Regions from separate parts of the Homo sapiens genome. Here region 2 is linked to region 1. Evidence: read pairs that join two places in POLR2A ChIA-PET (ENCODE). Cell type or tissue: Panc1. All regions are shown on one strand. Links, peaks and the distances in the headings refer to the core of each region. The heading gives the core; the rest is flanking DNA. Region 1 holds the start of LOC107984568 (a long non-coding RNA gene). Region 2 overlaps DLEU2 (deleted in lymphocytic leukemia 2).

What was found. ChIA-PET counts read pairs that join two places held together with the same protein. Peaks named below come from ENCODE experiments on the same cell type or tissue, not always from the same donor. Only the 100,000 strongest peaks of a DNase experiment are listed, where the experiment ranks them.
Region 2: POLR2A ChIA-PET joins it to region 1 with 5 read pairs; 2 of 35 experiments call an interaction of 5 or more read pairs at or near these places.

The regions. Positions count from the first base shown.
Region 1 is chr13:50,690,446-50,700,858 of GRCh38, reverse strand. LOC107984568 (a long non-coding RNA gene) reads left to right here and starts at 4,220. Exons shown (of 3, transcript XR_001750074.2): 1 at 4,220-4,472; 2 at 5,661-5,979. In Panc1, for the core only: no CTCF peak of the experiment used is centred there; no DNase peak of the experiment used is centred there; H3K27ac peaks cover 1,092 bases.
Region 2 is chr13:50,050,645-50,061,057 of GRCh38, reverse strand. All of the region lies in intron 5 of DLEU2 (deleted in lymphocytic leukemia 2), which reads left to right. Among named protein-coding and RNA genes, the nearest start is that of MIR15A, 6.6 kb to the right of the region's middle. In Panc1, for the core only: no CTCF peak of the experiment used is centred there; no DNase peak of the experiment used is centred there.

The DNA of each region.
Region 1 (10,413 bases), core at 4,375-6,874:
CCCTCCCAAAGGTTGTGCTGGCAAAGCTTTCTCCTACTGCTGCTGCCTCCTCCCTGGATGGCACCATGAGCTGTAAGACAAATGTAGGCATATAACCCACATTAAAGGGCATTGAGAAGTATTAGAAGTTGTGCTTCTTCAGGCTTTGACATCTGACACATTTCTAATCACTGGGGTGTGCTTGGGTCAGAGGCCCTTTACATCAGGATCATTTTGCACAGCTTAAATTTCAGGGTCTCCTATTAGAGCCGAAGAGAAGAGAGATCCCCAATCCACAGCCATGCCGCTGTCAGGGGCAATACCTCCTCGAAGAGGGGCCTCTGGGGCCCAGGGACAGAAACCTGCCACCACCACCCATGGTGGTGGAATTTAAGCCTGGAATGCTTAAGACTTTGGCCCTGGCAGTAGTCTCACTTGATTGATTTTATTCACCCACCCCTGACCCAGTCTTTTTGATGACTTTGTTGCATTGCCTCCTTGAGAAATAAAAATAGACTGGGTAAACCAAATTTGGTTAAGATTTAAGTTCTTAGGCAAAAAATAGCACTAGTCTCTGAAGCCAGTGCAGGGCTTTGCTCATAAGCTGAAGGGGCAGTCCAAAGAAAAAGTTAGGGTTTGTCAAATATGCTAAAGCAGCAGGGCAGGCCTAAGCTGATAAGAGCTACTAGTGTGTTTACATGAAATGAACAGGTCAAAGCACATTCAATAGAAATTATAGGAGACAGATAGTGGGATAGAATCACATTCATCTGGTTTCAAATTTCTTCCTTACCCATTACCAGCTGTGGTATCAGAGTCTCAGTTTTCTCAATTCTAAAACAGGGATATTAATAGAACTTATTTCATACGGCTGTAATGAACTTTAAAATAAATAAATAAATATAGTTTGCCTGATACTGCTTCTGACTCATTAAGTACTCAATAAATGGCAGTTAATATTGTTAGTATTGATGCCATTACTTACAGTGAAACTGCTTAGGATGTGATATTACATAAAAATCCACCAGAATACAAAGTTGGATTGGCAATATAATTAAAACTATGCTAAAAAGAATAATAAGGAAAAGGCTGGAAATGCATTGGAATGCTATCGTGTGAGTCAGGTCAGTGGGATTATTGGTGGCTTCTCTTTCTTTTCTACTTTCCAAGTTTTCTGCTACAGTACTATACTATATTTATGATTAAAATAATGTTTTAAAAATGTAAATTATGTGCAATATCTTACCAAATAGGCTAACCTGAATCTAATCATGAGAAAACTATCATATAAAACCAGACAATGGGACATTCAGGAAGACAATTCCCTTGAATTCATAAAAATGTCATTAAAAAAAAAAAGTACAAAGGATCCCAACTTTGGGAGGACAAGGCGGGAGGATTACTTGAAGCCAAGAGTTTGAGACCAGCCTGGGTAGCAAAGTGAGACCCTTGTCTCTACAAAAAACTTTTAAAAAGTGCAAAGACAGGAGAACTGAGAACTATACTATAGTTAAAGAGATCAAAGAGATAATAGCAACCAAATATAATGTGTGAATCTTGACGGGATCCTGGATCAGAGAAAAAAATATATGAAAGTCAATTTTGGGAAAATTGGGGAATTCAAATCTGGCCTGTATATTAGATATGTTATATGTTATTTTTTCTTGGCTATAATAATGAAAATGTTATGTAGTAGAATGTCCTTATTCTTAGAAAATGCAAGCTGAAGTACTTATGAGTGACATGTCACAATATTGATTATATAGATACAGCTGTATCTGTCTATTAATTATCAGTAACGTATTATCTATCGCTAAAAAGCATTATGTTTTCAAAGTGATTTTTATGTCTGTGAAGTTTTTTGAGTCTCATAAGAAGCCAGTTGGAAAATGATCATTAGTTTTATGGTAAATTTTGACTTTGATTTATCTTACACGGATATATGTCTTCTACAAATAATTCCCAGAGGACTAAAACTATGCCATTCCAACACATCCAATGTATGTATGTACATGTGTATACATACACACATATATGTATATACATGATAGATGTACATATATATGATAGATACACACACACATATTTTTATATATATATATATATATATTTTTTTTTTTTTTACATATTTTATTTCCTGATTCCCTAAAATGCTTGGCATCAAATTTTGATTTTGGTCACTTCTCACTGTTGCTGATTTGATTCAGCTGGTCATAAAGTGATGCTAAAATACAACCCCCGCCCTAAGGAGTTTACAGCCTCTTGGGAGACTGATGTGTAAACAAGCAATTAGAGTGATGCCTTATGAGGGAGATCAGCACAGAGTGCTACAGAATAGATGAGAGGTATTCAGTCACAGGTTAGGGACAGCAGACTGGGGGTAACCTCTTCCACAGAGCTGCCTGGGCTCTTGAAAAATGGCTGCCATCTCCCCCACAGGTGACATCTGTGGGGAAATGTCCTTTCCTCATTACCTTGTAGTGTCTCAGCAAGGAGATAATGTGCAGACTGGCAATCACCAGACTCTGAGTCGGCTTCATTTTTCCTGTCAGCCCCAAGGTCATTTGTGCAGACAGGAAGGGTGTGCCAATATACATCTCTGAGCACTAATTAATGTTTTCAAAGGAATGACAGGGCAGGAAATTTCTTCAGGTACAAGAATGAGAGGAGAAGGATTGGGGAGACTTCCTCTCCACTCCCCCCCCCCAAGAGCTAATATAGAGTAAAGAATTAAAATGAAACTGCTCAAACATCCTGCCAGGCATCTCCAACCTCATAGCATACCATACTAGGGGAATGACTGAAGAATTTCAAAGGATCAATGTGGGCATTCTGAACAATTCAATGATTTTATCACTTCAAAGCAAAGTGCCCCTTTTGAATATCCTTATTATGAATTGTTTATAGACCATTTCCAGCAATTGTGCTTCACTGGGCTCTTAGCTCTACAGCCGTGTACATAGTGAACACTCCAGCATGCCCTGAACATTTGTCTGTGCAACCCCAGGCTTTAACGAGATGAACGTTGCTGACCCAGAGCTGCTTTGTTCAGTTTCTTTACAAGAGCCAGAATCATTATAAACTCACCTGAACTGAGAGAGTCACTTGGCAGACTTCTGATGTTTGAACCTTACTAATGAAAGCAGTGATATATAGGGACAACTACCATTTAATTGTAGGAATTCACACTGAGAAAAGTGATTGCTTGCAACTCACATGTATTCACGTAGTTTATAATTCCCCCAAACAAGTCTCTGCCAGAGACGCTGCTGCACCATTTGCAGGGCAAGAACAGAAAAAGCACAAAAAAGTCTGTCCCACATGTGTGTCAAAGAAATGAGAACACACCATCTACTTTGCCAGTGATAGAGGGTCTGCTCTCCCCACTCTGGCATGCACACTGGAAGTGTCCCCCATCTGAGGAAGGACATGGTGGAGAATGAACTTAGGGAGTATTTGGGACAAAGTAAAATTTATTAAATGTTTGCTTATATTCTCCAGTATTGCAAAATGCAAAGAGAGGTAGAGTCTGTGACAAGTCTCCTCTCAAACAGATAGAAAAACCTTGAGTCACTCTTTGGAATAGCATTTTGGTAAAGAACAAACTCTTGCAGGGAATTGGGTTAATCAGGGAAATGATTAGAAGTTATTTTGGAGACAAGGCTGGTGAATAAGATTAATAATGCCACTGGCAGAGGGCATATTCTAGGCCAGAAATGAAATGTACAGGGGAGCAGGGATTGTTACTATGTTAGAGAGAGAGAGGGGGGAGAATGATTGAAAATGTGAAAGCATCAGATGAAGAGTAAACTCACTACACAATTCCATATTGGCTCTAAATTCAATGCTAAAAAGAAAACTGCCAAAAATATTTTGAGAAATGATGGTGATAGCAACAGGAGACAGACAAATTCCTAGGCAGACAGGGATGAGTCCCTGGTGAAACCTGATCTTCAAGCCAAGAACAGTTTAAAATCTGAAAACCAAGCTGCCAGTTCCAGATAGAGTCCATGACCAGAGTGAGAACTTCCATCCCCATCTTACCCTCTCTCTCTCTATTGATTCCTTCTGAATGATGCCTTTTAACCAATCGAATGGTGCTTTCCGAGACCACCCATGGGCCAATCAGCATGCACTCCCCCATTGTAAGCCCATAAAAACCCTGGACTCAGTCTCACAGAGGGCTACCCACTTCCAGGTCTCCTCTCACATCTGAGAGCTTTCTTTCTGTCACTCGATAAAATTCTACTCTGCCTTACTCACTCTCTGTTGTCTGTGTACCTTATTCCTTTTGGTTGCAGGACAAGAACCTGGAACTCACCAACCTGTGGGAGTGAAAGAGCTGTAATGCTTCCGTTTGCCAAGCTGCAGGCAGCAGGAATAAAAGAGCTGTAACCCTCTCTCCTGCTCAATGAACAACAGGAGAGAAGAAGCTGCTGGGTGCCACTCCCTCCTGCTTGCCAAACTACAGGAGTTAAAAAGCCCCAACAATGGTATCCTTGGAGTATATTTTAATTCTTCCAAGAGACTACTTGAAAAGGATGGCACTATTTAGATGTGTGGGTTCTTGGGATATTTGTTTAAATAATGAATCTTCATATGTCTATTATAGATCTAGATCTTCTGGAAATGAAGACTATCCAAATGAGAACACACAGGTCTACAGTAAGGGAGTCAGCTGCATCGCTTGTATTAATATTTAGCAGACTCATAGACAGGTGGAGGAGTGGGCATCCTCCATGGTAAAAAGAGAAGCTTCAGGTATGCCCTGATTGGAGGTCACTGGCATAGGCCATTCAGAGTCAGGCTAAATAGAAGTGGCGCATCTTATATGATTGTTTTGGGGGACCATATTTGACCTTCTCTGAGTAGTTCAGAGTTACAAGGGGAGGCAAAAAATAGTGAAGCTGACCACCATTGATCAAGTCCTTATTGTTCTGGGTCAATTGCTGCAGAGGTTGTGGGTATAAACCAAAAATAAAATTCTAAGGCCCCCCAGTCATCTGAGTGGACCTCCTCCTGAGTCAGTGCACTCTAAAATTTAACCTGAAAGACTGGTTCAGGCCATGAGGGGAAGGAGAGTCAGACTTGCCTCACTATATCCTCCAGCATCAACATCAACACAGACCTTAAGTCTGATAAGAAACCTTACAATCTATTATCTCTGAAGCCTGCTACCTGTAGGCTTCGTCTGCATAATAAAACCTTCATCTCCACAAACTCTTATGGTAACCCAGATATTTCTTTCTACTAATAATAACGCCTTCAACCAATTGCCAATCAGAAAATTTTAAAATCTACCTATAACCTGGAAGCCCCCACGACCTCCTTCAAGTTGCCCCACCTTTCTGGACCAAACCAGTGTATATCTTCAATGTATTTGATTGATGTCTTATGACTCCCTAAAATGTATAAAACCAAGCTGCACCCCGACCACCTTGGGCATATGTTCTTAGGACCTCCTGAGGGCTGTGTCACGGTCATGGTCACTCATATATGGCTCAGAATAAATCTTTTCAAATATCTTACAGAGTTTGACTCTTTTCATTGATGGGTCAGAGCCCTACAGGCATGTACGGGTTGACCATTGTCCATTTGTGTATTTTCCTGGGCTGGGACAGGTCCTCAAAATTGGTATTGGGTACCTGGAGATGTTTGCTTTTCTTAGCTCTTTTCATCAGTCCACCCATTCAGGCTCAAGGCACTGGGTGCCACATTAAAAGCCTCTGCAACGACACACTGTGATCTAGGGAGCTTCCCCAGGTCTCAACCTGACCTTCTGTTCTGACCATTTGCCTCATACTCTGACCATGTGGCTCCCGATCCTGAGCTGATTCTCTTGGGCTGCCTCCTGATTCTAGGCCTTGATTCTGATCATGAAAACTCATGGGAAACGACGTCTGGCAGATCATTCCACCCCACCTCTGACTATGCTCAGACTAGCCCTCCAGGACCTCATCCACTAGACTTCCCAGTGCATTCATCCAAGGAGAATATCAGGTAGGCCTATTTTATAAAGTTAGATGAAAACCAGAAGGCCATCTGGGCTATCACTTAAGACATTAAGACACAGCGCAAGCTTAAAAATCAAGTTTTTAAGTATGGAGTCCGTGGAGATAAAAGTTGGGAGTCCTACGCTCAAAGAGGGAAAGAAAATGAGCCAGAGACTAGGGGATCTATGGTATGCGGGCCTCCACACAATTGCCCTCTGGCTATGATATAATCAGAAACACCAAGTACATCTTTGGTCTTGTAGGTGAAAAATAATAACTCTATTAATTTTTCAGCTGGCCACCCAGCCAGCTTGTTACAAAACACAGATTAATAAGAGAAAAACAAGTTTATTAGCATGTATATTTTATATATACATAAGAGACACACAGGGAATGAGTCCATCCCAAAGAGACGGCTTTGAAGTACAGCTTATATAGCATCTTCAACAAAGAACAGTACATCTTTAGAGAAATGATAAAACAGAGGGAAAGGACTCTGAGTTTGTATGGGCTGGTGGCAATTTGGAGGAAGGGTTAGTTAGTAAAGCTTGTCTTCAGTGGTTAGCCTTTGTTTTCCATGGGAGAAGAGTGGGGAAGAGAGGGAAAAGAATACCTTTTTGTCTCTGTAAAAGTATTTTCCTGAGGGAAGAGAGCTTTCTTGTAATTGCTCTTTCTTAAATGCCATCAGCTCAGCAATCCTTCATATTTCGGGGTAGTGCATTCTGGTCTCTCACTGTCCATTTTTTCTAACACCAGCAAACTTAAATTTTTAAATTTTATGCAAATTTTCTAGTGGAAAGCCAGCCTGCCAAACCCAGGAGGAGGAATTCCCAAGGCTGGCCTCAGGAAGAAGGAATGTGGTTAGTGAGGCCACTCTGTTCTGGGGCCTGGCCAGCCTCACTGCACTGTGCGCTGGGATGTTGTATTGCTTTCCTGTGAAATGTCACATGGGTTTTTAAAATGCTATCACTTACAAGCCAGTCCCCATGCAGTCTAGGGCCCAGCTACTCTCAAGACTTGTTGACATTTTATTCCCCGTGATAAACTCTCCACTGGGTATGGAAAGCTAGTTTTGCTTTTCCTTTCAAAAGGAATAAACAGAACATGGAGAAAAGAAAAAGGAACTAAGCTTAGTGGGACCTCCTCATAGAGTATTTAATCGTCAGGATGCCTAGGGCCGGATGACTCCATTCTTTATGGGCGCTGAATTCCTGGTTTCCGCAGGAGTCACTTTACAACTGAATTTTGTCGCCTCTCTCTTTGCAAAAATCAAAGCACTCAATGGCTGTGCAATTACCAGCAATATTAATACCTATTCCAGGCTCTTCCTGACAGTTTACAGAGAGGGAGGGTGGACAAATCAGGCTTGCAAAGCTCCCTCCTCAGCAGTGGCTTCTGGACTATTGGTCCGCTGTAGGATAAGCATGACGAGGTATAAGGGGGCTAGATGAGACCACTGAAATTGGTAACTGGTTGCTTTTTTTAAAAACTTAAATAGAATTTGAATCAAATTGTCTAATAATGAAAGGAAACGTGAAGCAAAAATAGAATAAATGGGGAAATATAGCTCAGTATTTCACTGCTTTCATTAGCTAATATAATTCATTCATAAGCTCCATTGCTAAGTTTAAAGATTGCAAGTTGCTCTAAACACACACCAGTGGGGGAACGCTCTGGGCCATATGTCATGTGTCAGGAGCCCTGTCCTGAAAAAATTTCAGGGTCTCTGCTTGTGGCTCTAGGATGGGTGGAAGTGGGTTTCCAGGAGCCCCTCCTCCTTGCCTCCCTCTTATCTCCTGGGGCTCCCGATGCTGCAAAGGAAGGCAATAGGATACTTGGTTTTTTTCTTCAATATTTTAACCTATGTGGCTAGTGAGAAATCAGTGGATTGATATTTTAGCCTCACTCAGCTTTCCACTTTTTCATCCATCTTTCATCTTATGGTTTTAGCATCTATTGTTGACCTGTACCAGAATCAATGACTTCACTAGGGATTATAAAATGGTGATTCTTAATGATAGAATTAAGATTCTATCATTCCTTCTGTATTTATCAGATGGTGTTCTTCTGTAAAGAAGCATTTTCTTTAAAACAAAACAAAAAAACATCTTTCACATGTGTTCCTTTTGTGACTAGCAAATAACTGGGCTGATTCTTTAACACTTGCAACAAGTCATGGGAATAAAATGTGGAACATGCTACATATTCAAGTGCCTCTTCTATTACCTCCTCCCACCATTTTTTTAACCAAAGGCACAGTGCTATGTGCTTTAATTTTGTTATTATTTAATATCCATTCATCTAACACATACTTACTGAATGCCATGTGCCAGACAGTATTCCAGGTGCTTGGGATATAGCAGTGAACAGAAAGAAATCCCTACCCTCACTGGCTTTCATTCAAGAAGAGAAAGGCAGATAATAAACATAATAAATGAGTAAAATAAACATGTTATCTGGTGACAAGTGCTCTGGAGAAAAATGAAGCAGAAAAGGAGGAAAGGGGTTGGGGAAAGAGTTTGCAATTGTGAATAGTGTTGATAGGATCCCTGAGAAGGTGATATATGGGTAGAGGTCCTCAGAGCTCAGGATCTAAGCCATGCAAACACTTAGGGGAGAAGAGCTCGAGGCAGAAGGAATAGTATGTGTCAAGGCCCTGAGGCAGAACCATGAGCAGGGACCTGCCTGAGTAATAAGGCAGCCAACACGGCTGGAGGTAAAGAGGTCAGAGAAAAGGTCAGAGAGGATGGGGCTCCATATCCTGCTGGGTCTTGCTGGTGGACCACTGTCTGGATTTTAGCTTTTACTCAGAGTGACACAGGCAGCCATTCAAGGGTTCTGAGTAAAGGAGTGACATTACGTGACTCATATTTTATCAAGATCTTTTTAGCTGCCAATTATCCCAACTCTCAGAGAGAAGGCCGTTACTACCCTCTTTTTATACTAGAAGGAATGGGGACTCACAGAAAGTAATGTGATGTATTCCAGGTCACCATCTATGAGGGAGGGAAGCCGTGATTCAATCTAGGCCATGATATATCAGTTTATAAAGCAGAGCAGACTAACAGACCTTGCTATTAAGGAACGAAGTGGGGTTAGGGGTTGTCTGTGCTGACAGATGGCACAGCCCCGCAGCACACTTGCTCTCCATTTTCTTCCCTGTTTGGCAACAAATGCTAAGATGCTTAGCACTGGGCAAAAGCTATGCTATTAATCTTGTCTTTTCTCATTGAGGCTTCTCATCTTTCCAAAAGATGACATTTCTAGAATCGTAAGTGCAATAAACTTAAGGTCATAGAGCACAGCTCTTAAAAAGACAGTTTCATGAGCTGTAAAAAGTAATCATGGTTTGTCAAGTCAGCAGATCTCTCCCCTTCCGCCTTCTAACTGTCACTAATGCTTTTTGGAGAGAGCACAGTTTTGTTCTTTTACTTTTCAGAGTTGTTGAAGGGGGAGAACTATTTCTTTACACAGAGGGCCCTGCATGGCAGCTTTAACCACTTGAGACTGATAAGATAATTTTACTCAAGAGTTTTGTTTTTTTTGTTTGTTTTCCTGCCCTCTCTGTTGAGACAGGCCACCAGCTGACCAAATAATTGCAATAGCGGTTGGGAGATGGTAAATTCCACAGAATAATCCAAGGAAATTCCAGTTTTTCTAATAATTGAATGATAAGAATATTTATGTGATCTTTTCTGCATTGCACTGGTCTCTGTGAGGAAAATCAGGTGATAGCATAATTCATATGGAAATAATCAAGCTCCCTTTTCAAAAAAGAATGACACTTTGGGAGGCCAAGGCAGGAAGACTGCTTGAGTCCTAGAGTTCAAGACCAGCCTGAGCAAGGCCTGTCTCTACAAAACAACAAAAAATAAAGAAATTAGCCTAGTGTGGTGGTGCCCACCTGCAGTCCCAGCTACTTGGGAGAATGAGGCGGGAGGATCACTTGAACCCAGGAGTTCAAGCTATGATGACACCACTGCATTCAAGCCTGGGCAACAGAGTGAGACCCTGTCTCTAAACAAAAAAAAAAAAGAAGAAGAATGACATATAAGCAATGTCATATTTGAAAGTGTACTGGGAATATAAGCATACTTTTTGTACCCAAATTACATAAATCTGAACATTATTTGTACCTATTATTGAATCCTCAATGCTGAGTGTTTTGGCTGGAGTAGGAATCCTTTGTAAGTAGCAGAAGAGCCATGTTCTGTCATTTAGATGTAAGAAGACAATGTGGATCCCAGCTTCCTCCATTGCCAAAATACCCCTTTAGATGAGGGGTATTAACCACGTGGCCCATGCCAGTGTGGCCTGCTCGGTAGTCAGAGCCAAAACTGCAAAGCACCCTCACACGCAAGATCCCTTCTGAGCCTCATAACGAACCCATGGAGCGGCTATAATCTCCTCTTTCTTATAGACAGGGCAATAGGCTCAGAGA
Region 2 (10,413 bases), core at 2,880-5,379, 640 kb after region 1:
TTTCTGGTCACAAAGAACATCACCTTCTAAATAAAGATCCAACACATTTCTGGTATTAAACATTGTGAAATAAATGTGAGTTAAACATACATTTAAGAAAGTTTAATAGAAACAAGATCATCATTTACCCAATTTTTGATGAGTCAGCGATGATGGTCATAGTGGTGGTGAGTTAAAATAAGGAATAAATGTTTGTAAAGCAGAAATTGTAAGGAGCACCTTCTACTACCATGTTGTTCAAAAACAAGCAATAACAAATATGGCATGCTTGCTGAGCACTTTCATACTACATCATTTGTTGTTGTGCATTTGTATGATGATTGTATATTTGACAAGTTTTTATTTTGCAGTAATTTACATTCATTCATTTTCCAACCCACTTACTCCACTTTGGGGTTGCAGGTGGCTGGAGCCTATCCTAGAAGCTCAGGATGCGAGGTGGGAACCAACCCTGGATAGGATGCCATTCTATCACAGGGTGTCCTCCTACCCCGACACTCAGCCATACTGAGACAATTTAGATGTGCTAACTAACATAACATGCACATCTTTGGGATGTGGGAGAAAACCCATGCAGACATGGGGAGAACGTGGAAACTCCACACACTGTGGCCCCAGACAGAAATCTCTATATTTTTCCTCTTCAGTATTAAAAATGAAACAATGTTGAATGAAACATCATTTGAAGATCTGTTTATAACTTTGTTCTCTGGCCCTAGATCTACTGTCTAAAAATTGTTTTTATGTCTTTTCTCTAAGCTGTACATTCTGAGGTCCTTCCACTGTTGCCATATAGCATTAATTTCTAGACCATATTTTTTCTAGACCATATTAATTTCTAGACCAATATTTTCTGGATACCCTACTTTGGATCTGTTACATTTTGTTAGTATTCCTTTTTAAATAATTGTATTTAGAATTAATTGCAATATACTTAATGTAGTATAGGTACAAAACACACTGCATCTATGAATAAAGTTCTATAGTGCAGTCTGATTGCACTAGCTTTTTTTTTCATCAATACTATCGGGTCATGTTGAGCTGCAGTTCACTGAAACACTTAAGTGTGTTAGAATTTCAAATCCTGTAAATTTAGATTCAGTAGGCATTTGTTGAACACCTGTTCACTACTAGATGTGCTTGTATAAATTTCTGCTGTTTATTTTACTGATAGTAAGTTTAAAATGTAGAAATTGACCAGTAGATTTATTGTACTGAGGATGATTCTGTAGTTTAGGAGACATGACTAGAATTTCAATGAGAACAGATTGTAAGGACAGAAATAAATAAATAAAAAGAATTTCTAAATGATTTTGTTAAATGCAATAACAACTTTATGTAAACTACAGATGAACTGATAATAGAGCACATGTAAGAAAATGTCTAAAAAATGTTATTGGAAATAAAATTAGAGCTGTAAATCATTAACAAGGAAAAAACATTAACTTATATACAATTTATTTTTTCCATATTTCTTAAAATATATTAAATTCTAACATAGAAAACCAACTTAAGAGATTTAAAGATTCCCATCTACTCAGATTTATTATATTCAAGTTGAATTATTAAGCAAGACATTTAATTTACTTATTTTGTCTCACCTTTCAATATAACTACTTTTTTTTTGTTGGAAGATTATAAGAATGGAGAGTTCTGGTATATCAAAGGCCCACAGCCCAGAATATAAACCACCAGACTTGGAACTATGGTTGTTGTGTAAAGGATAAGGACTGAATGATTCTGTCTTCAGAATATTTTTGTATTTTTTTTTTTAGAAGCTCTTTTCTTTGGCTCTACATCTAGCCATTAGGGCTCTTTCTGTATCTGGTTAGGCAAAGTGGCTTTTCTTTCAGCCAGCAAACGTAAAAGCAGAGATTTAAGGGATGGAGTCATGATGATATTTCCAGTGGACTAAGATAAAGGATTGAAGAAATGGCATGGTCTATACTAGTAAAGATTTCCTCACAGCTAGTCCATTTTGAATGGAGAGATAAGTATGGAATAGGGAACCAGTTATCTGCCCAACACAGTACCTAATAATGAGAATAATTTTCTGTATTCAAAGGTTCTTAGTGGTTGTTAATGTCTTAAAAGAGACCATTTAACTGGAATGGAAGTGTTTTCTTTGGAGAAAAGCAGGAAACATTGGATAGATCTTAATTATACAGACCTTGATACTTAGGCAGAAAGTAGAGATTCTACTTAGGAAACTAGAAATTACTTTTTTTTTTTTTTTTTTTGAAACAAGGTTTTGCTCTGTCACCTGGGCTGGAGTGGAGTTCAGTGCAGTGGCATGATTATGGCTCAGTGCTGCATCAAACTCCTGGGCTCAAGTGATTCCTCCCACTTCAGCTCCTGAGTAGCTGGTATTACAGATGCCCAGCTGATTTTTAAATTTTTTGTGTGGGGGTGGCTAAATGATGAGAGCACATGGACACATAGAGGGGAACAACGCACACTGTGGCCTTTTGGAGGATAGAGGGTGGGAGGATGGAGAGGACCAAGAAAAATAACTAATGGGTACTAGGCTTAATACCTGGGTAACGAAATAATCTGTGCAACAAACTCCCATGACAGGCCTGGCATGGTGGCTCACGCCTGTAGTCCCAGCACTTTGGGAGGCTGAGGTGGGTGTATCACTTGAGGTCAGGAGTTTAAGACCAGCCTGGCCAACATGGCAAAACCCCATCTCTACTAAAAATACAAAAAAGTTAGCCCGACTTGGTGGCGCTGGCCTGTAATCCCAGCTACTCGGGAGGCTGAGGCAGGAGAATCACTTGAACCTGGGAGGTGGAGGTCACAGAGAGCCGAGATTGAGCCACAGCACCCCAGCCTGGGCAACAGAGTGCAACTCTGTCTCAAAAAAAAAAAAGCAAACAAAAAAAAAAACTCCCATGATAAAAGTTTACCTACATAACAAACCTGCAGTTGTACCACTGAACTTAAAATAAAAGTTAAAAAATAATAATAATAATTTTTTTTTGTAGAGATGGGGTGTTGCTATGGTGCCCAGGCTGGTCTCTCAAATTCCTGGGCTCAAGCAATCCTCCGACCTCAGCCTCCAAAAGTGCTGGGATTACAGGCATGAGCTACCTCGTCCAGCCTAGATACATTCTTGAATATGTAACTTTGGGAAGATTTATTAATTGATTAAGGACTAGGAGGTCCAGCTAAAATGCAATTGGATTTATAAGGTACTTAAATCCAGATTTAAGGTATGAAATCAAGAATGGCGAAGAAATCAATGAACTGAGGTCTTAAAGAATCAATTCATTTTATTGACTAGCTGAATACAAGGGATGATTGACACAAGATGAAAATTGAGTGTTAAGAAAGAATAACAATGGGCAAGTATGAATGATTAGGACATAAAAGGGAGCAAAAGAAGAATGTAAGAAAAAATGTAAATAGCATATTTATCAAACCTTTTTATATTGCATTTCTTGACTAACATGATATATTTGTAATTTAGTCATACTTAGTATTTAGGAAGTAAAGTCATCAAATAAAATATGAATGTTTGATTTCTAAGAAGTTTAACTTTTTGTATAAGGAAATGATTATAAGAGAATCTAATATTAAAATAACATTTGGGGGGCTTATATATATAGTCTGACTTTCTGGAATAAATTTTCCAGATTGAAATCTACTTCATACACAGTTTTTAAGCAATCTTTCAGTCATTTTTTCATCAGAAGAAATCAAGGCAGTTTAGAAACAGTAAAACTTTATATTTGCCTAAACTCAACAACTAGGTTTTTTATATTATAAAACAGTCATGTTGGATTAAATCTGATTATTATTTTATTGAATGCGTATTCCTAACACTGAATTTTAAAGCTATCTTCTCTAGTTAATAGAGCCTTTTTGTTTTTAAGTATTTATATTCCAGAAACAAGAATCAAGCAAAAGCACATTTTAATCTTTCCTGTAAATGTTATATATTTGGACACTTTATAAGACTTCATAGTAGGGTAATAAAAAAATTACCATGTTTCGCCAGGCATGGTGGCTCATACCTGTAATCCCAGCACTTTGCGACACCAAGGCGGGAGGATCATTTGAGGCCAGGAGTTTGAGACCAACCTGGCCAACATGATGAAACCACGTCTGTAAAAAAAAAAAAAATACAAACCTTAGCTGGGCGTGGTGGCACAGGCCTGTAGTCCCAGCTACTTGGGAGGCTGAGGTGGAAGGATAGCTTGAGCCTGGGAGAAGGAGGTTGCAGTGAGCTGAGATCACGCTACTGTACTCCAGCCTAGGTGACAAAAGAAGACTCTGTCTTAAAAAAAAAAAAAAAATTACCATGTTTAGTGAAATTGTCATGCATTTATTTTAGACCCCATAACTCAGGCCTTTACGTAAAGGTATTGAAGAATAGCTATTTATAAATTTTCTGTCTGGTATAATACTGACATACTGTGTATTATTCCACTGTCATTGAGCAAGGATAGTCATTCTGTGGCCGAGGCACTGTATATACACAGTTCCTTAGAGCTTCAAGTGCAGAATAGAAGTAAGGCATATTTGGAGGAAGTAATTACCATTACAGATTGTGTTGATGCTGGATTGAAAGTAAAATTAAATGTTCAGAAAACCTAAAGTAACATAGTGCCATACAAGGACATGTCTAAACAACAAACTAGCAAAACCATATTGATGGCATGTATTAGTATCTGAATATCCCTATCATGTGAGTAGAAATAGTCTAAACTTATAGACTCAAGGAAATTTTAAATTTAAAATAGTCCCTTTTTGAAGGCATAGTATAAAACCTACTTTGGCAGCCCCTAAGGCGAAGATAAGTGGAAAGGAAAAATCAAACCATACCACACTGGGAGGAGATTATTATTATCGAACACAAGAAAAGAAAGAGATATATCCTCTCTATGTGCTTGGAATTGTTCCACTGAATCTTTCAATTTGTTAATACATTTAAATCAAGAATTTTCATATTTTTTTCTGGAGAATTATAATAAATATTTTAATAGTTCAAATGTTTCAGGCTTTCAAATATAAATCAGATAGTTAGAAATAAAAGGAAAATAGACAAGGAAAAAGTCTTCCTCCATGGTGGTTTACTAAAACATCAGTGATAAAATTGCAGTGTTATTACAGATAGCAACAGTCTTTAAGAGATAAAATTATGCTGAGATAAATTGTAGCACTTTTGCTGATAAGAATCATGCAACAGAGAGGAAGATTAAAGATGCAGGAGAATATCTAAAGGAATATCCTTAAGTAAGTAAGTGAAGATCAAAGAGAAGGAATTTGTCTTATGAACAGTGAGGGTTCATTGATACTAGAAAGAAGTAAGAGTTGTATGCACACAGATACATGTTAGATTTGGTGGGAACTGAGGAAATTTCTGATAGTTTCTGTTTTCTCAGTGAAAGTAAAAATGAAAGGGAAAGTGTTGGAAGTTTGAAAGAAGAGAGGGGACACAGCTGTCTGATGTGTTTCTAGGAGAATTAGAGAATGAATGGACCGAGATTGCCAGAAAGCCCTTAAACCAATTTTAGTTACAAAAGATAATAGTAAAGAAAAATTATCTCTTCACAGATGACACAATCATGTATCTGGAAAACCCTTAAGATTCCACCAAAAACGGTTAGAACTAATGAATTTAACAAAGTTGTATGATACAAAATCACACAAAAATCAATCGTGTGTCTGTTCACTAACAATGTACAATTCAAAAAGGAAATTAAAACAATTCCATTTATAAAACATCAAAAAGAATAAAATATTTGGGGATAAACGTAACCAAGGAGGTAAAAGACTTATGTACAGCAACTACAAAAAAAAATTGCTGAAAGAAATTAAAGACAATAAATAAATGGAAAGGCATCCCACATTTATGGATTGGAAGACTTAATATTGTTAAAATGACAGTACTACCCAAAATGATCTACAAAGTGAATGCAATTCCTATCAAAATCCTAAATTTTGTTTAACAGAAATGGGAAAAATTTATTCTCACATTCATATGGAATCTCAAAGGACATGAAATAACCAAAACAAATTTTAAAAAGAAAGTCGGAGGTCTCACTACCTGATTTCAAAACCTCCTACAAAGCATAAAGCTAGACATAGAGATTCATGAAAATAGACCCGAGGGCCCACAAATAAACCCTTGCATATATTTTCAAGTGATTTTCACCAAAGGTGCCAAGAAGTACCAAAGATCCTCATTCAGTAAAGAAAGGACTCTTCAACAAACGGTATTGGGAAAATTGGATATCCACACCAGAAAAGAACAAAGTTGGATCCTTACCATACACCATATACAAAAAGTAACTAAAAATTAATTTCTAACTCAAAGACCTAAGCATAAGAGTTAAAAAATACAAAACTCTTAGAAGAAAACAAAGGGCAAAAGCTTCAAGACATTGGATTTGGCAGTGATTTCTCAGATATGACACCAAAAGCACAGACAAAACAAGTAGATCAATTGGACTTCATCAAAATTTAAAACTTCTGGCCAGGCACCGTGGCTCACACCTGTAATCCCAGCACTTTGGGAGGCCGAGGCATGTGAATCACCAAGTTAGGAGTTTGAGACCAGCCTGGCCAACGTGGTGAAACAACACAAAAATTGGCCGGGCATGGTGGCGGGAACCTGTAGTCCCAGCTACTCGGGAGGCTGAGGCAGGAGAATTGCTTGAACCTGGGAGGCGGAGATTGCAGTGAGCCGAGATTGTGCCACTGCACTCCACCCCGGGCAACAGAATGGGACTCCATCTCAAAAAAAAAAAAATTAAACTTCTGTGCATCAAAGGACACTATTACCGTGAAAAGTCAGTCCACAGAATCAGAGAAAATATTTGCAAATCATGTATCTAATAAGAGATTAATATCCAGAATGTATAAACTCAATAAAAAGTAAACAACCCAGTCAAAAAATGGGCAAAGGACTTAAATAGACATTTCTCCAAAGAAGATATACAATTGGCCAGCAAACACAAGATGCTCAACATCACTATTCATTAGGAAAATGGAAGTGAAAACCACAATGAGATACCACTTCATTTTCATTAGAATGGCTATTATCAAAAACAAAAACAGAAAATAACATGTTGGCAACGATGGGAGAAGTTGTAAATTGCTGGTGAGAATGTAAAATGCTGTAGCCACTGTAGAACACAGTATGGCAGTTTCTCAAAAAAATGAAAAATAGAATTACTGTAAGATCCAGCAATTCCACTTGGACATATACCCAAAATAATTGAAAGAAGGATTTCAAAGATATTTGTACACCATGTTCATGGCAGCATTATTCATAATAGTCCAAAGACAGAAACAACCTAAATGCCCATCATCACATGAATGGACAAACAAAATGTATACACACACAATGGAAAACTATTCAACTGTAAAGAGGAAAATTTTGTTGCATGCTACAACATGGATGAATCTTGAAAAAGTTATGCTAAGTGAAGTAAGCCAGACACAAAAGGACAAATACTGTATGATTCCACTTACATGAGATAACTAGAATAGGCAAATTCATAGAGACAGAAAGTAGAATGGTGATTTCCTGAGGCTGAGGGGCAGAGGAGATGGACAGTTAGTGTTTAAGCAGTATCACTTGGGGAAGATGAAAAAGTTCTGGAGATGGAGGGTTGCACAACAGGGCAAACATATTTATACCACAGAAGCATGCACTTAAGACTGGTTAAAATGGTGACTTTTATGTATATTGAACCACAATTTTAAAAATACAATTGACCCTTGAACAATGTGAGGATTAGAGGCGCCAATCCCCATGCAGTTGAAAATCTATGTATAACTTTTGGCTTCCCTAAAACTCAACTACAGATAGCCTACTGTTGACCAGAAGCCTTACCAATAACATAAAGTCAATAACATATTCTGTATGTTATGCATATCATATACCATATTAAAGTAAGCTAAAGAAAATATATTTACTATTGATTAAATGGAAGTGGATCATCATACAGGCCTTCATCTTCACTGTTTTCACATTGAGCAGGCTGAGGAAGAAAAGGGGTTGGTTTTGCTGTCTCTGGAGTGGAAGAGGTGGAGGAGGTGGGAGAGGAGGCAGGAAAGGCCAGGCACAGTTGGTGTAACTTTACAGAAATAATCGTAATTTCTGCCTGACTTTTTTGCTTTTTTTATTTTTCTAAAAAGTGTTTTTATATATTAACAATCGTCTGTCCACCTTTTGCTTTAGTTTCAGTGCCCATATTATAGAAGAGTCCATGTCATAAAAGAAATCAAAAGTAGTCTTGAATAATTGCAACCCTTCTGCCAGACTCTCTAATGTCAGTGCCAGCAGTATATGTCTGGCACTGCTTCTATGTTGTCTTCCTCATCATCTGGCACTAGTGCAGAACCGATCATCTCGATCAAGTTGTCTGTTAATTTCTATGGTGTGGTGTCTGTTAGCTGTTGAATTTCTCAAAGATCCATATCTTGAAACCCTTCGGCCTTCCCCAACCATACCTTTTTTTGTCATAACCACAGTCTCTTTCATGATTTCCTCGATTGTCTCTGTCATAAATCCTGTGAAGTCATACACATCATCTGGACACAGTTTTCTCCAGGAATGTGTTTAAGACTTGATGGCATTCACAGCTTTTTCTGTAACAACAGTGGCATAATCAGTGGTGTAATTCTTCCAGACTTTCATGTTATTCTATCAGGGTTCTCTTCCACAGCGTTGATAGTCATTCCCACAGAGTACAATGTATAATGAGCTGTAAAGGTCCTTATGACCCTAATACAGAGGATGAAATAAAGACATTGTGTGGGGGCACGTAGACCACCTCAGTGCTTTTGGTGTTGAACTTGTGGTTCTGGGTGGCCGGGAGTATTGTCCAATATCAAAAGAACTTTAAAAGGCAGTCCCTTATTGGCAAGGTACTTCCTGACTTTGGGAACAAAGCATTGATGGAACCAATCCAGAAAAAGCATTCTCGTTCATACCTTCTTGTTGTACAACCAAAAGACTGGCTGCTGGTGTTTTTTCCCTTTGAGGCTCAGGGATTAGCAGCTTTATGGCTAAGGGCAGCAAACCGACTGCATTTGCACAGAACAGTAGAGTTTGCCTATCTCTTCCTGCCTTAAATCCTGGTGCTTGCTTTTCTTCCTTACTAATAAATGTCCTTTGTGGCATTTTCTTCCAGAATAGGGCATATTTATCAGCATTAAAAACCCATCCTGGGCTGGGCATGGTGGCTCACACCTGTAATCCCAGCACTTTGGGAGGCCGAGGCAGGCGGATCACGAGGTCAGGAGATTGAGACCATCCTGGCTAACATGGTGAAACCCCGTCTCTACTAAAAATACAAAAAATTCGCCAGGCGTGGTGGCAGGCGCCTGTAGTCTCAGCTTCTCGGGAGGCTAAGACAGGAGAATGGCATGAACCCAGGAGGCGGAGCTTGCAGTGAGCCTAGATGGCACCACTGCACTCCAGCCTGGGCGACAGAGCAAGACTCCATCTCAAAAAAAAAAAAAAAAAAAACCTGTCCTTTCTCCCCAGCGATTTTCTTAATGGTGTCTGGGAACTCATCTGCTGCCTCAAAGCCGCTTCTCCTGTTATCTTGACATTTTTAAAACCAAACGTCTTTCTGAAACTCAAACCATCCTTTGCTGGCACTAAATTCTTCAGCTTAAGATCCTTCACTTTAAGTTGTCTTAAAATGACTTTACTCTTTCTGAAAAGAGACTGTCTATCTGGTATACTACCAACTAGTGTAATAACTGGGACAGTGCCTGGCACATAGTAGATATTCAATAAAATATTTGTTAAATAATTTACAGGCACCTTTTATATTTGAAAAAAATTATGTTTAAGTTTTTATCTGGAAAATGTATGTGATGAGGGGGACCCTGAAGGACAATTCCTTAATATAATTGATAAATACAAATATATGTTATATATTTCTCAAGTGAATGCAAACGGATTTATCTTGGTTACATGTTAAAAATTGTGCAGGTCAGGATGGGCGCAGTGGCTCACCCCTGTAATCTCAGCACTTTGGGAGGCCAAGGCAGGTGGATCACCTGAGGTCAGGAGTTCAAGACCAGCCTGACTAACATGGTGAAACCCTGTCCGTCTCAAAAAATAAAAAAAAAGTGCAGGTCAGGCATGGTGGCTCTTGCCTGTAATTTTAGGACTTTGGGAGGCCAAGGCAGGAGGATTGCTTGAGGCCAGGAGTTCAAGACATCCTAGGCAACATAGCAAGACCTTGTCTCTACAATAAAATAAAAATGTAAAGAGCTGTGCATGGTGGTGTGTGCACTTGTAGTCCCAGCTACTTGGGAGGCTAAGGTGGACTGATCACTTAAGCCCAGGAGGTCAAGGCTGCAGTGAGCTACGATCATGGCACTGTACCCCATCCTGGGCAACAGAGTACCCTGAGATGAGAAGTAAAACAAATCCTG